4 separate regions of the Homo sapiens genome follow, and regions 2, 3 and 4 are each linked to region 1. A link is a contact called in ENCODE Hi-C data. All regions are on one chromosome and are shown on one strand. Each heading gives the region's core, a stretch centred on a gene start or an enhancer-like site at or near the end of the contact. The rest is flanking DNA. Distances are from core to core; before and after follow the strand shown. Region 1 has its middle 17 kb from the start of ENTPD6. Region 2 holds the start of WAKMAR1 (wound and keratinocyte migration associated lncRNA 1). Region 3 has its middle 40 kb from the start of CST5. Region 4 has its middle 34 kb from the start of LINC01721.

What was found. Hi-C counts contacts between places; a loop is a spot of excess contacts on that map. Pooled maps may share reads with other maps.
Region 2: a loop to region 1 is called in a map of endothelial cell of umbilical vein, with 5 times the contacts of the local background. The contact joins the promoter of WAKMAR1 here to the enhancer-like site in region 1. A Hi-C loop is called at or near these places in 2 of 168 maps with a recorded cell type or tissue (endothelial cell of umbilical vein and naive thymus-derived CD4-positive, alpha-beta T cell) and 10 of 50 pooled maps.
Region 3: a map of PC-9 shows a loop between it and region 1 (5-fold over the local background). The contact joins two enhancer-like sites. A Hi-C loop is called at or near these places in 5 of 168 maps with a recorded cell type or tissue (CD4-positive, alpha-beta T cell, CD8-positive, alpha-beta T cell, PC-9 and 1 more) and 9 of 50 pooled maps.
Region 4: a pooled map of heart right ventricle shows a loop between it and region 1 (4-fold over the local background). The contact joins two enhancer-like sites. A Hi-C loop is called at or near these places in 1 of 168 maps with a recorded cell type or tissue (naive thymus-derived CD4-positive, alpha-beta T cell) and 12 of 50 pooled maps.

The regions. Positions count from the first base shown.
Region 1 is chr20:25,177,603-25,180,490 of GRCh38, reverse strand. No RefSeq gene overlaps it. Among named protein-coding and RNA genes, the nearest start is that of ENTPD6, 17 kb to the left of the region's middle. Within about 2 kb of position 1,355, at least 15 of the 41 ENCODE cell types and tissues checked have a DNase peak (open chromatin) inside an H3K27ac peak, as active enhancers do.
Region 2 is chr20:24,110,455-24,113,580 of GRCh38, reverse strand. It overlaps WAKMAR1 (wound and keratinocyte migration associated lncRNA 1), which reads left to right and starts at 1,623. Exons shown (of 4, transcript XR_001754557.2): 1 at 1,623-1,856. RefSeq lists an enhancer at 274-774.
Region 3 is chr20:23,918,658-23,921,722 of GRCh38, reverse strand. It overlaps the pseudogene CSTP1. Among named protein-coding and RNA genes, the nearest start is that of CST5, 40 kb to the right of the region's middle. Within about 2 kb of position 1,507, at least 5 of the 41 ENCODE cell types and tissues checked have a DNase peak (open chromatin) inside an H3K27ac peak, as active enhancers do.
Region 4 is chr20:24,164,227-24,167,275 of GRCh38, reverse strand. No RefSeq gene overlaps it. Among named protein-coding and RNA genes, the nearest start is that of LINC01721, 34 kb to the left of the region's middle. RefSeq lists an enhancer at 2,549-2,843. Within about 2 kb of position 1,340, at least 2 of the 41 ENCODE cell types and tissues checked have a DNase peak (open chromatin) inside an H3K27ac peak, as active enhancers do.

The DNA.
Region 1 (2,888 bases), core at 106-2,605:
ATAATTGTGAGGTTAAAATTCTATAATTTTTTTTTTGTTTCTTGGATTTTAAATCCTACATTTGGCCTACTATGAAGTTCATGACCATAAATGGAACTTGTATGTCCTAGAGATTAGCAAGTTAGTGGTTTCTTTAAGTCAAAAAAATAACCAGTATTTTTTTAGATTGCTAATAAACTTTAAAAAAAGATTAAAAAAGAAACATTTTTAAATTTTTGAATTAATTTCTAAATTTACCTTTTAATCAGTGAATTCTCACTTGATTGAGCTGTGGGCCAGGGAGTGTCATCTCTGATATCCACTCTGTGGAGGTTGTTGACATGAGCTTTGTATCCCTCTTTGTAACTTTTTGCAAGTTTTCCATGGTACTGGAGAAGAATGTGTGTGCTGCACCTGCTGGGTGAATAAAATGTCCCTTATATGCTGCTTGTGAAGTGTCATATTAATTAGGATAAGGCTGAAGTGCCCAAATAAAGAGGCCCAATGCAGGTCTGAAGCCCATGCATGCGATTGCTCCCCACGGCACTGACTCACGGCAGCAGGGCTGGGTGGGTGCCGCTCCACGTGGCCGGCCAGCCTAAGACCCAGGCCGTGGGCTCGGCCACCTTCACCATGCGGTGTCCCGGGCAGTCCTCTGAGCATCTCTGCTCCAGGAGGGTGGGAGCGTGTCTTCCTCACTGTTTTTCCTCCAAACAGTGCCCCCCTCACAGGAAGCATTCAGTAAGTATTTGTTAAGAACACTAATCAATGAATGAAGAAAAGATGGCCCCTTAGTCATCATAGCGTCAACATTTAATAAATGTTTTTTTAAGTTAAAAATTTTTTTCAATTAGCAGGACATTGTATGCCTCAAAATTTAAAAGATACAAAATAACGTCATCACCATCGTCATCACCATGATTTTGGTAGATTTCTCAGCCTGCCAGTTCCCTTTCCTGGAGGCATCTGCTGTTAACAGCTTATTTGTGTTCTCCAGATATACTTCATAAATGCACAAGCATACGTGCATATGTGCAGACTGGTTTCCAAAATGTTTTCCTATCACAATAAAATGTTTCAACTTCAACCTTGTTTATACAATTTCTGAATCCACGTGGAGAATGTATTTGGTGTCATTTGTTGAGAGGACATTAGGCGGCAGTATAGTATCACAAGGAGGAGGCTGGGGCTGTCTACACATTTTTTTTTTGGCCTGGCACCATGGCTCACGCCTGTAATCCCAGAAGTTTGGGAGGTCAAGGAGGAGGTTCACATGAGCCTAGGATTTCAAGACCGGCTGGGCAACATAGCAAGACCTCTAGCTACTGGAGAGGCTGAGGCTGGAGAAGCTGCAATGAGCTGTGATTGCACCACTGCACTCCAAAGGAAGAGAGAGGTGTTGTGTGGCTATTACATATCTTGCCATATATTTCCAAGTTTTTCTATTACAAATGATGACTCAATGCCTTGAGTCATAAGTCATAATGCTTTGAGCCTGAGGCAGGAGGGTGCTGGAGTGTTTATACACTGGGTCCTGTCAGTTATTGTTGAGTGCTATTCCCTCTGCATATCTGACCTGCTGCACACTCAAGTTCTTGAAAGAGCCTTCGGGCCCAGAGATGAGATACAGGCAGTTGGAGCTGACTGGAGTTGGTGCTGGAAAGCTAGGGTCTGAGGGCCACTGGGGGAGGGTCACTGACACCCTAACTCATGGAATCTTAGAGTTTTGGAGCAGAAAGGGAGCTCAGAGCATACTAGTCTACTCCCTCCCTTCTCTCATGGAGCTGGGATGTGTTTCCCTGAGCACTGCATTCCCATCGTGAAGAGGAGGCTCAGACAGGAAAACATTTTGCAGCTCGCATTTTCCTCACAAGTTCTGTCAAAAGTGAGAGACTGTGCCTTGACATAGTGCATTTTTAAGGTAAGTTTGGAAGCCTCTCACTTATGAATTAAATACAGAAAAGTCATTATTATATATATATATATTTTTTTTTTTTCTTTTTTCTTTTTTTTTCTTTTCCCTCAGAGATCGGGTCTTGCTCTGTTGCCCAGGTTGGAGTGTAATGGTGCCATCATGGCTGAATGCCTTGAACATATCTTGTCTTCTCACCTTTTCAGGCAAGCCCACACTCATCTCAAAGAAAATGCATTGAAGGTCACGTTAAACAGGGTCTTTCTGCTCTTACTACTTCTCCGTGTCATTTGTCTTTTTTCCACACACATTCCTTTTCCTCCTCTGCATTCCTGCGGTTGTTCTCATTTCACCAGTTGGCACAGAGCACCCCATCCTGTCCTTATCTGTGGGGAGCCCTCCAGCCACTCCTGCTGGAATGGGCACATTCTACAAAGGCCTGGGTCTGGGCCTCAGGTCCCTTTGCTTCCCTGTGCTTGGCACAGTGACTGGCAAATCCAGATCTCATTCAGTGTTGGATAAACAAACTTGCCTGCCAATATTTTAGACCTCCTAGGTGTTACAAATATGCAATGGCCCCAGGAATCAAGCATCTGTCTGCTGAGCAGTTAAGCAACAAGACTATCTATAATCATAGACTGTGTGGGGCAGACAGCAATTGCTCCAGAGTTTAATAACTACAGTTATTAACTGGGCCTGGCCCTCTCCCTCTGGAGAGTCCGTCTTCTTCCTAGGCTCCTACACTCCCCTACACAGCCACAGTCCCCTCATCAAAACCAGAAATTTAGCACTGACACAACACAGCCATCCAATCGATGCATCCAAAGTTTCACTGACTGTACCAGTCCTGTCTTTCAGAGCAAAAACAAAACAGAACCAAAAATTTCTTTCCTTTTCCCCCATCCTTTCTGCCCCAGGACTGCCTTCTGGATCCCACGCTGCATTTAGTTGTCTACAACGTGGAAGAGTTCCTCGGGTTTTCTGTATATGTCACGGC
Region 2 (3,126 bases), core at 374-2,873, 1.1 Mb after region 1:
GAGCAGCTGCCCTGCTGCTGCTGTCCAGCTCCAGGAGCCTCACACTTCCCTGTGACTTGGGGAGGGAGCTTCTGTGCGAGTCCTTCAGACCTGTGAGTTTAGAAGTTGGGAGCATGCACTCTCTGCTGGGCTGCATGCCCTGAGCCCTCTGCTCTGAACTGAACTCCTCATCTCCTCTGTGCTCTGCTGGGCTCAAGAGAATCTGGGCTCAGGCGACTGTGATGCTGCCAGTCTCTAATCTTATTAACTCACTCCAGAGTATCCCTGCAATGGCCTCTCTTCTTCCACTCTGTCCATCTTCACCCACGATTTGAATTAGGCTGCCCGGAGACATCTCGGCTGAGTCTGTCTGGCCAATTTGCTGTTGATTACTTCTGCCTCCTCATTCTCTGACCACATGGATGTGAAACCTGTTAGTTTGATTAGGAAGTGAGAGGCAGTCACGGAGCCAAGTGTCTGGGGAGAGATTTCAGGCACGCACAGAACAACCCCGCAAAGGTGACTGGACCAGGAAACAGGCAGTTTACCGCTTGGGCATGGGGAGGTGGAGGAAATAGATTCTGTGAATGCCCTGAGAGAGCAGACAGCCAGGGGAACAGCGATGCTCCCTGGAGAGCGTGTGCAGGCTCACCACTTGCTCTCTGGCATCACAACCCCTGGACATGCTCCGGGCTTGATCTCCCCACGGGGCTCCCTGCCCTAACTCCCCCAGTCTGGACTCCTAGAGACAGAGCTACATGCCTTCTCTGTAGGGCAGGGAGGTGATCTCACTCTGCACTGTCCCATCACCTCTTTGGGCCTCAGTTTCCTCATCTGTCCAGTGAAGCTGGTGACCCATGCACAGGGTTGCCGAGAGGCCCCAGGGCAATTTCGAGGGTTAGGCGAAGAAATTTTCCAGGGGAGGAGTTGGTGTGGGGCAGGGCAGTGTTGGCCCAGAGGCTGCCTGCTTTTGCCCACGGCATCTTTCTGAAAGGTGAACCCCACAGGTGGTTCCCCTGTGAGCATGGGATGGACACCACCTGCTGGTGAAGAGAGTCCTGTGTGGGGAAGGGAAGGGGTGAAATGGGTCAGATAATGGTCTGAATTCATCTAGAATCCCCCCGGCTTTCCTCTGTAGTGGAGGCCAGAACCACCATTGATTTCTACCTGCTAAAGCCTGAGAGATTCGACTTAATCCCCAGGACACTGCAAGGGGCAGCTGGGTCCCTGCCGCTTTGTGACTGAGGGCACCTATGCAGGGAGAGCTCAGTCACCTGCGCAGGGTGCCCAGTTGAGGGAAAACTCATCACTTTTGTTCCCCACAGAGACTTAGCAAAGTGAGAGAAGGACCCCCTGGGCCCCTCAAGTCTGAGAGAATCTGGCCCTGGAGCACCGTGGCAGATTCAGCAGAGCACAGAGGAGGCCAGGCTCCTCCTCAACTAGGTGAAACCAGCTTCCCCGCCAACACGGCACCAGCCCTGGGGAGGGAACAGTGCCCGGAGGAGTTGCAGGGATGTTAGTGGACATCTGCCATGTGCCCTGTGTGCCACTGGGAGGCATGGGTGGAGATCAGGTTCCAGGCACACCTCTGGGACATACCACAGGGCCAAGCTTTTGCAGGTCAGGGGCAGAGAAGTGAGACTGATTTCTGCCAGGACACCTGCGAACAGATACCAGCTGCCTGGAGTCTGTCAGTTGCTGAGGAGGCATAGGAAGAAACTAGTTCACCCATGTCTCTCTTACACACAGGTTAAAATCAACCTGTCAAATCTCATGAAAAACCTGGTGAAGTTTTGTTGGAATTGTATTATACTGGATGATCAATTTGGAGAGATTTGACAGCTCCAGAATATGAAGAATTTCTGGCTACAAATATGGTATGTCTCTCCATTTTTTTAAGACTTGTATAATGACTTTCAATAAAATGTCATACATTTTCATGTTACGGTCTTACATTAAAAATTATAGGCTGTTTATATTTGTTGGCCACCATAAGTGAAATATTTTAATTATATTTTCTAATAGTTGTTTGAGTACAGAATACCACAGATGTTAATATATAATCTTTATATTAAACAATGCTAGGTTCAATTATTATTTCTTATAATTTGTCTGTAGAATCTTTGAATTTCCTATATAGACAATCGCATTTGCAGATAATAGCAGTTTTGTTATTTTAGTCCCTGGGGCCTGAGCTTGTCTTGTCACTCTGGCTAGAAGGTGCTGCACAGAATGGAAACGGTGGGTGGTAGGGATCCTTCCTTATCTTTTTCCTATTTTAACAGGTGATGCTTCTGACATTTCACACTTCAGTGGAATTTTTTTTTTCATACCTTTCTGGTATGTATCTCTCATGAGATTAAGAATTTTTCAGTGATTTCTCATTTGAAAAGAGTTTTTGCCTTGAATTTTTTATCAAATTTATCAAGTGATTTTTCTGATTTCATTGAGCTAACTATATGGTCATTTCCCTTTCATTACGAAAGTGGCAAACTATATTATTTTTAAGTTATAATTTTCCAATGTTTGACAAAATTGCTTTCTTCAATAATCTCAATTTAGTTGAGTGCTATCTTTTTTATATAATGCAGTACAGTCATATGTCACTTAATGACAGAGACACATTCTGAGAAGTGTGTCATTAGGCGACTTTGTCATTGTGTGAACACCATAGAGTCCATTTGCACAAATGTTGGCGGCATAGCCTACTGCACACCTAGGCTATATAGTATGGCCTATTGCTCCAAGGCTAGAAACCTGTACAGCGTGTCCCTGTACTGAATACTGTAGGCAATTGTAACACAATGATAAGTGCTTGTGTATCTAAACATATCTAGACATAGAAAAGGTACACTAAAAATATTGTATTATATTCTTATGGGACCACCATCATACACATGGTTTGCTCATTGACTGAAACATCATTTTGCAGTGCATGCCTGTATTTTGTTTAAAGACATTTTGTAGAAAATGTATTTATATCTCTGTTCCTGATAGAGATTGGTCTAATTTTCCTTCCCTTTCTTTATCTGCTTTTGGCATCAGGGTTAGAGGTCAGCCTCAATACAAGGAGAGCTGGTCTGGAAAGGTTTCTGTAAGTCGGAAATTGTCTTTTCCTAGGAAATCATCTGTGTGTCCAGGGCATTT
Region 3 (3,065 bases), core at 258-2,757, 1.3 Mb after region 1:
TCAGCTCCTGGGTCTGTGCCATGACCGTGGCATTTCCCAGGGTCCAGCAGGTGTGGATGGAGACTATGCTGGCTCTGGGTGGGCTTGGTGCTGCTCAGGATGAGATCCAGGCCATAAGGCTCATCCTCCTCCCTGAGTCCTCTCTGCAGGGGCCACACCGGAGCCTAGCTCCTTGTCCTGCAGAGCCCTGCTTCCCTCCCAAAGTCACACCCCTGGGCACAACCCCCTAGGGCGAGTGGCCTTCACCCTCAGGCTGGCTGACCACCCCCGACAGCCCAGGGCAGCTGAGTTCCTTCTGGGGTGGAGCACGCCTGACCCTGCTTTTGCCAGCTGACATAGCATCAGACCTCAACCAGATGAGGACAGCAGTCACCCAGCATAGTGGAGGAGGGGGTCAGGTCGGGAGGGAGCTTCAGCAGGGCTACTGGTTCCATTTTGACCTGCATCCCATGGCACAGCAACAAACAGTGACACAGCCTTTGGCTCTCCTCCACCTTCCCTTGGAAATTCAGAGGAGTCCAGACCAGCCCCGTTTCTCCTCCTGCAGCTGTCAGCTGGGGCCCTCTCCCTGCACAGGAGGGGCACTCCCTGCTGCCAGGATCCCTGCTGGCCTGTACCCCTCTCTCAAGTGTGACACTCACATGGGATGATAAGGATCACTGGGCCCTGAAGCATGTTTTACAGTGAGCAAACTGACACCAGAGAGATCTCAGGACTTGCACGTGGTCCCCGGGGCTCCTTGTCTCACACTGCTTCACAGTTCTCACCATTCATGTCTGGAGGAGGCCTTGTGCAGGGAAAAGGGCTCAATTCCACTCTGCAATCACAAATATAAGACATGCAGGTGTGCTGCTCACTTTAGAAATATTGCTTCCAACAACACACTTAGAATGGAGATCCTACAGAGACAATATGTTATTGGCCTAAAACATCTGTGCATGTGAAGCCTCTCATTTCCTGCTGTATATGAAGCATAAATAAATCTAGGTTAATAGAGGGAATGAGATGCTCTATGGGCTGGATGCCAGGAGCTGGAAGTTAGCAGAAATTTCATCATCAGGTGACAGCCTTCCTAGGACAGGTCAAGTGTCCCTGGCCTCTGAGCCACAAGTAGCAGAAATCAGTTAATCCTTTGCTGTGGGAAAGAGCATTCACTTGCTGCTTAAACCCGCCCTGCAAACCTGGTGCCAGGACTGTTTCTTTGCCCCACCCTGGCTGGCTCCCCAGAGCTGTGCCTTCTATTCCTGAATCCAATGAAGGGGGTTTTAGGCCTTGGCTTCCATCTGCCCTGCCCTTGCTTCTCCTCCTACTGGGCTGCATGAGACACCTTGTTTCAGTTACTTAGAGAAAACAAGTTATCAGGGAGGCCTGGCGCCCGGGGCCACTGCCAGCCAGTGTGTATGCCTTGTGGGTGACAGTGTGGGCGGTTCAGAAAGGCAGGCATGAAGCCCCAGGCAAACCCAGTGACTCAATCACAGTGAAATGCCTGTGTGTGCACGGAACTGACAGTGTGCTTCCCATGCACCCTGCTCTTTCGTGCTTGTAGATGTGGGCTGGGTGAGCTACTTCTTTGATATGAAGATAGACCTAACCACATGCACTAAGTCTCAGCCAGACTTGGACAACTGTCTCTTCAGTGACCAGCCACAGTTGAAGGAGGTATGTGACTGATGTGGGTCAGGGATGTCAGGCAGTGCAGAGGGGTGTGAGTGGTGTGTGTGTGTGTGTGTGTGTGTGTGTGTGTGTGTCTGCTCCTGCACATGTTTTGAAGGGAATGGAGCATGAGTGCAGATGCATGAAAGCCATGCATGCATGGGTGTGCGCATGTGCCTGTGGAGATGCATGTGGGTTTGTGCACACACGTGCAGGTGCCTGTTGTGAGGGGCATGCATGTGTGTGTGAATGTGGAGTTATATGTGTACATACATGTATGTGGGGGTGGTATGCATATATGGGTGTATGTGGAATGGAGCATGTGTGTGCCCACATGTGGGAGGTACATGAGAGTGTGTGTGTATGTGGGTAGATGGATGTTTGAGGGAGTATGCATGTGGGTTCATGCATAGATCTGTGTGGGTGAGGGTTGGGGTGAGCTTATGGAGACGCCTATGTGTGTGCAGATGAGGTGGTGTGGAGACGGGTGATTAATTTGATTTGCTAAGAGGGCTTTAGCTTGGGAATGGGGGTACTGGGAGCTCCACCCTGTGTGCTTTGGGGTATTGCCTGCTGGACTGGAGGAGGGCTGGGTTCTGGTCAGAGAGAAGAGGCTCTGTCTAATCCCAGCCTCATGCACCTGCCCACAGCCACAGCCTCTCTGAGCAGATTAGAGGGAATTAAATGCCTGTTAGCAGTGAAGCCCTGGACCTGCCCCAGCTCACCCAACACCAGCTTCTCTAAGAACCCAGGATTTCTTGTGAGGTCTCTGTTCAGGGGAGAGCCACACTCTCCTTGTCATCTCCTCACTACCCTTTTGAGTTACAGTTTCCAGTTCCCTGGGTTCTTCCCTCTGGTCCCTCTTAGTGCTGGCCTGAGTGCTGGAGGTGGAAGGAGCTGGGGGCAGTGAGCCACCTCCCCCTGCCCTGCACCCTTGGGGCTCCCGAGGCCATGCACAAGCTCGGGTTGTGCTGGGGCAGGAATCCTGCAGGCTGGGGTGGGGGCCCAATGCCACCTGGTGACTTGGAGCCTTGAGAGGGGTGATGGAACAGTCACTGTGCAGTCGGGCTCAGTGCTCTGGGACTCAGCGGGGGAGGGTGAGAACCCAGTGTCTCACCTGGATCTGTCCTTGCCCCACTCTGAAATGATATACCTGGGTGTCTTCTGATTTAACTGCAACCCACACTGATTGTCCCCCTCTCTTTCCTTTCACAGAAACAGTTCTGCTCTTTCCAGATCTACGAAGTTCCCTTGAAGGACAGAATGTCCCTGGTGAAATCCAGGTGTGGGAAAGCCTAGGGGTCTGTGCAAGGCCAGCCGCACTGACCACCTCCTACTCCCACCCCCTGTAGTGCTCCCACCCGTGGACTGGTGGCCCCAACCCTGGGGGAGGTCTCCCCATGTGCCTGCAC
Region 4 (3,049 bases), core at 91-2,590, 1.0 Mb after region 1:
CAGCAGGTTAAGAAAATAGACTGAAATAGCCTTCCATCCCTACTGTCTCACAGCAAAAAGGCTCCTTCCACCCTGGGAGGCTTGCTTCCTTCTGGTGTGTTTGTGCTTGCACATGGTTGCATTTATTTCCCTTTCACTCTCAAATGCCAGGTGCAGCCTCCTGCCAGGGCTACTGCTGAGTGAGCTTGTGATGGAAAAGGTTAGAGGCTTCAGGCTGAGAAGAGCAGCCAACCTTTTCATGGAGGGCCACACTGTGGCCTCAGAGATCTTCTCTCCCAGCCTCTGCCTCCCAGGAGAATGGCTCCTTGAGGACCCCAGGCCTTGGGTCAAAAGCCAGCTATATGAAGCACATTCCTGGGAGGCCAGGCGCTGAGGCACCAGGGGCCAGGAGGAGACAGTGATGAGGCAGTGGGTACCGAAAGCACTTGGGAAGGTTGCAAAGGCAGACTGACTTGACTTTGCATTGCTGCTCTGTCCAATCACGAATGGCCAAGAGCTATCCTACTGATATTCCCTGTTTTTTTGTTTGTTTGTAAGATGATGGCATGAAGGATTAGTGGTGGAGAATCATATTTGCTCAACCAATGTGTTGATTACCATGGTTCTTCCTGCCCACCGCAGGCCAGGCCCTATGCCCTGCAGTAATCCTGCTTCCTGGGGCTTTCTAATCCCTTTATCTTTTTTTATATTTGAGGCTCTGTTGCCAGGCCTAGTAGAGGCAACCTTATACTCTCGTGATTCCAAATGGCTCTAGGCTACTGGAGAAACCCTGGAAACCACACACAACTTTCCAGGTGTTAAAGAAAAAAATATCCAATGGCATTAGTTAAAGCACAGTAAGGAAGACTTTGTTTGGGACTGCCATGGCAGGCACAGGGATAATAGCAAAGGATCTTGCAGCGAGGGAGAGAGACTGGGCTCAACTCTGAAAACAGCATAGGCAAGTGGAAATTTATAGCCAAGGACCAGGGGGAGGGGTCAGTGGATGGGCAATTACTAAGAGGCTACTTTAGGGGTACAGGGATTCTGGCTAAGCCACCTCACAGGATTCCTGCTGAAGGTAGGTCGGGGTGATAGGTCATCATGGGGGATGGTGGAGCATGGTGAGCCTGATCAGATATCACCGAGGGGGATCAGATATCAGGGGCGGGGAGTTCTCGCTAAATTGACAAAGCAGGGATTGCTAAAACAGATGTCACAAGGAAGTGTAGGAGAAGGTTCAGAAGCCCTAGGAGAAGGTTCAGAAAACTGACTAAAGTTTGGTCAAGCAGAGAATCTTTGTCATAGGTGATCATCCAAACCAAGGACTCAAATCTGTTTGATCACATCCTGCTATGATGAAACACACTCCATGTGTCTACTTAGTGCTTTATAAATGATGGCCACAAACTCCTGTACCCTGCATACCTTGTACTCAATACCTTGTGAAATATGCATTACAATAAAATATTTAAAAGGTTGAGATAAAAATAAAAGCATGTTTTATTACTTTGTTTACCCTGATGGATCAACTTGAGAACACTGCCTTGGAGTATTCTTTTGGGTGTTCTTGGCACCCAAGCCAATTGGCTGGACCTGCAGGCAGCCTCACGGAAGTGAGTGTGGGAGGCCAGAGACTGACCATGCTGCAGGCCTGGTTCAGATCTTCTCTCTGGGGCCTGAGTTTATTTGGTTTCCTTCTTTTCATTTTTTTTTTTTTTGGTTCATTTCTTTTGTTTGTTTTCCATTCTAGACAAGCTCTGAAATGAAACAATACCAGGCCAGTACTATATCCCCGGGAAATGTCAAAATGAAAAATGATCTCCTCTCAAGCTTTTCTTTTCCAGGCAAAATAAGCTCCCTTATTCTGAAACGTCCTCACTTCTCCACCCTGTGAAAAGTCACAGGGTGGAAAGTAACAGTCCAGTTTCTCATCGATGACGCTTCCTGGAAGGAACTGTGCCCTGGGTCTGCTTTGGGCCTAGACTGTGCTTAGAGAAAAAAGGCCAAGTTTATAACATGTTGCTCCTTTGTTTTCCTGCCCCACCCCTAATTCCTCCATCTCTAGCAAGCAGGAGATGAGGTGAGGAAGCCTAAAAATTAGCATTTTGTTTTCTGCTGACATGGTGGCTGATTGTGTGTTTTTTAGACACAGTTATTCAGCTGAAGTCATGGAATATTGACACATGGGGCAAGCTTCGTGCAAGAGTTTCACCTCTCTGACTGTGCCGATAAGGGTATATGTTAACACTCATTCATATCACATTTGTTTTCCTGAAACTCAAGGAAAATTAAAGTATCAGAAATCAAAACTTTCCTATGAACTGCACAGCCTATAATCTCCCAACTGGGGCAGAGGAAATTGTGAGCGCTCAAATCCAAACCAGGCAGTGCTCGCTGGGTGTCCAGGCAGGGTTGGTTCTAGAAGCATGAGCTGGTCTCGGAGGGCAACTTTGTGCAAAGTCCTTTCAACATGGGAGAAAAACTAGCACATATACAAATGCAATATTGGAAATTACTTTCTATCTTTATCCTGTCTTGTCTTTATTTGTGAAATGCTGAAAAACACAAAAAAGTAAGACAATCATAATCCCAGCCAACCCTCAGTGGGGAGCAACTTATCAGGAGTGCATTTATTTTGCTTTTCCTGAAGCCTTCAGTGTCCTGGAATCTAATATTGAAATCCTAACCCTTCATTCAACAAGGAAACGACCCTGATGAATTCCAGCAGCAGGGGGCACCAGAGCCCCAGCCGCGGGCAGGCGCACCTCAGCAGTACTGCTGAGTGGGTTCCAGGCCACCACAATAAAGAGAATCCCACAGGATTTATTTTTGTTTCTCAGTGCATATAAAAGATATGTTTACATTACATTGTAGTCTACGTGGTGTGCAATCACATTTTTCTAAAAAAACAATGTATATATCTTAATTTAAAAATACTTTATTGCTAAAAAATTGCTAACAATTATCTGGGCCTTGAGCAAGTCATAATCTTTGCTGGTGGAGGGTCTTGCCTCAGTGTTGATGGCTGCTGACTCATCAGGGTGGTGGGTGCTGAAGGTTGGGATGG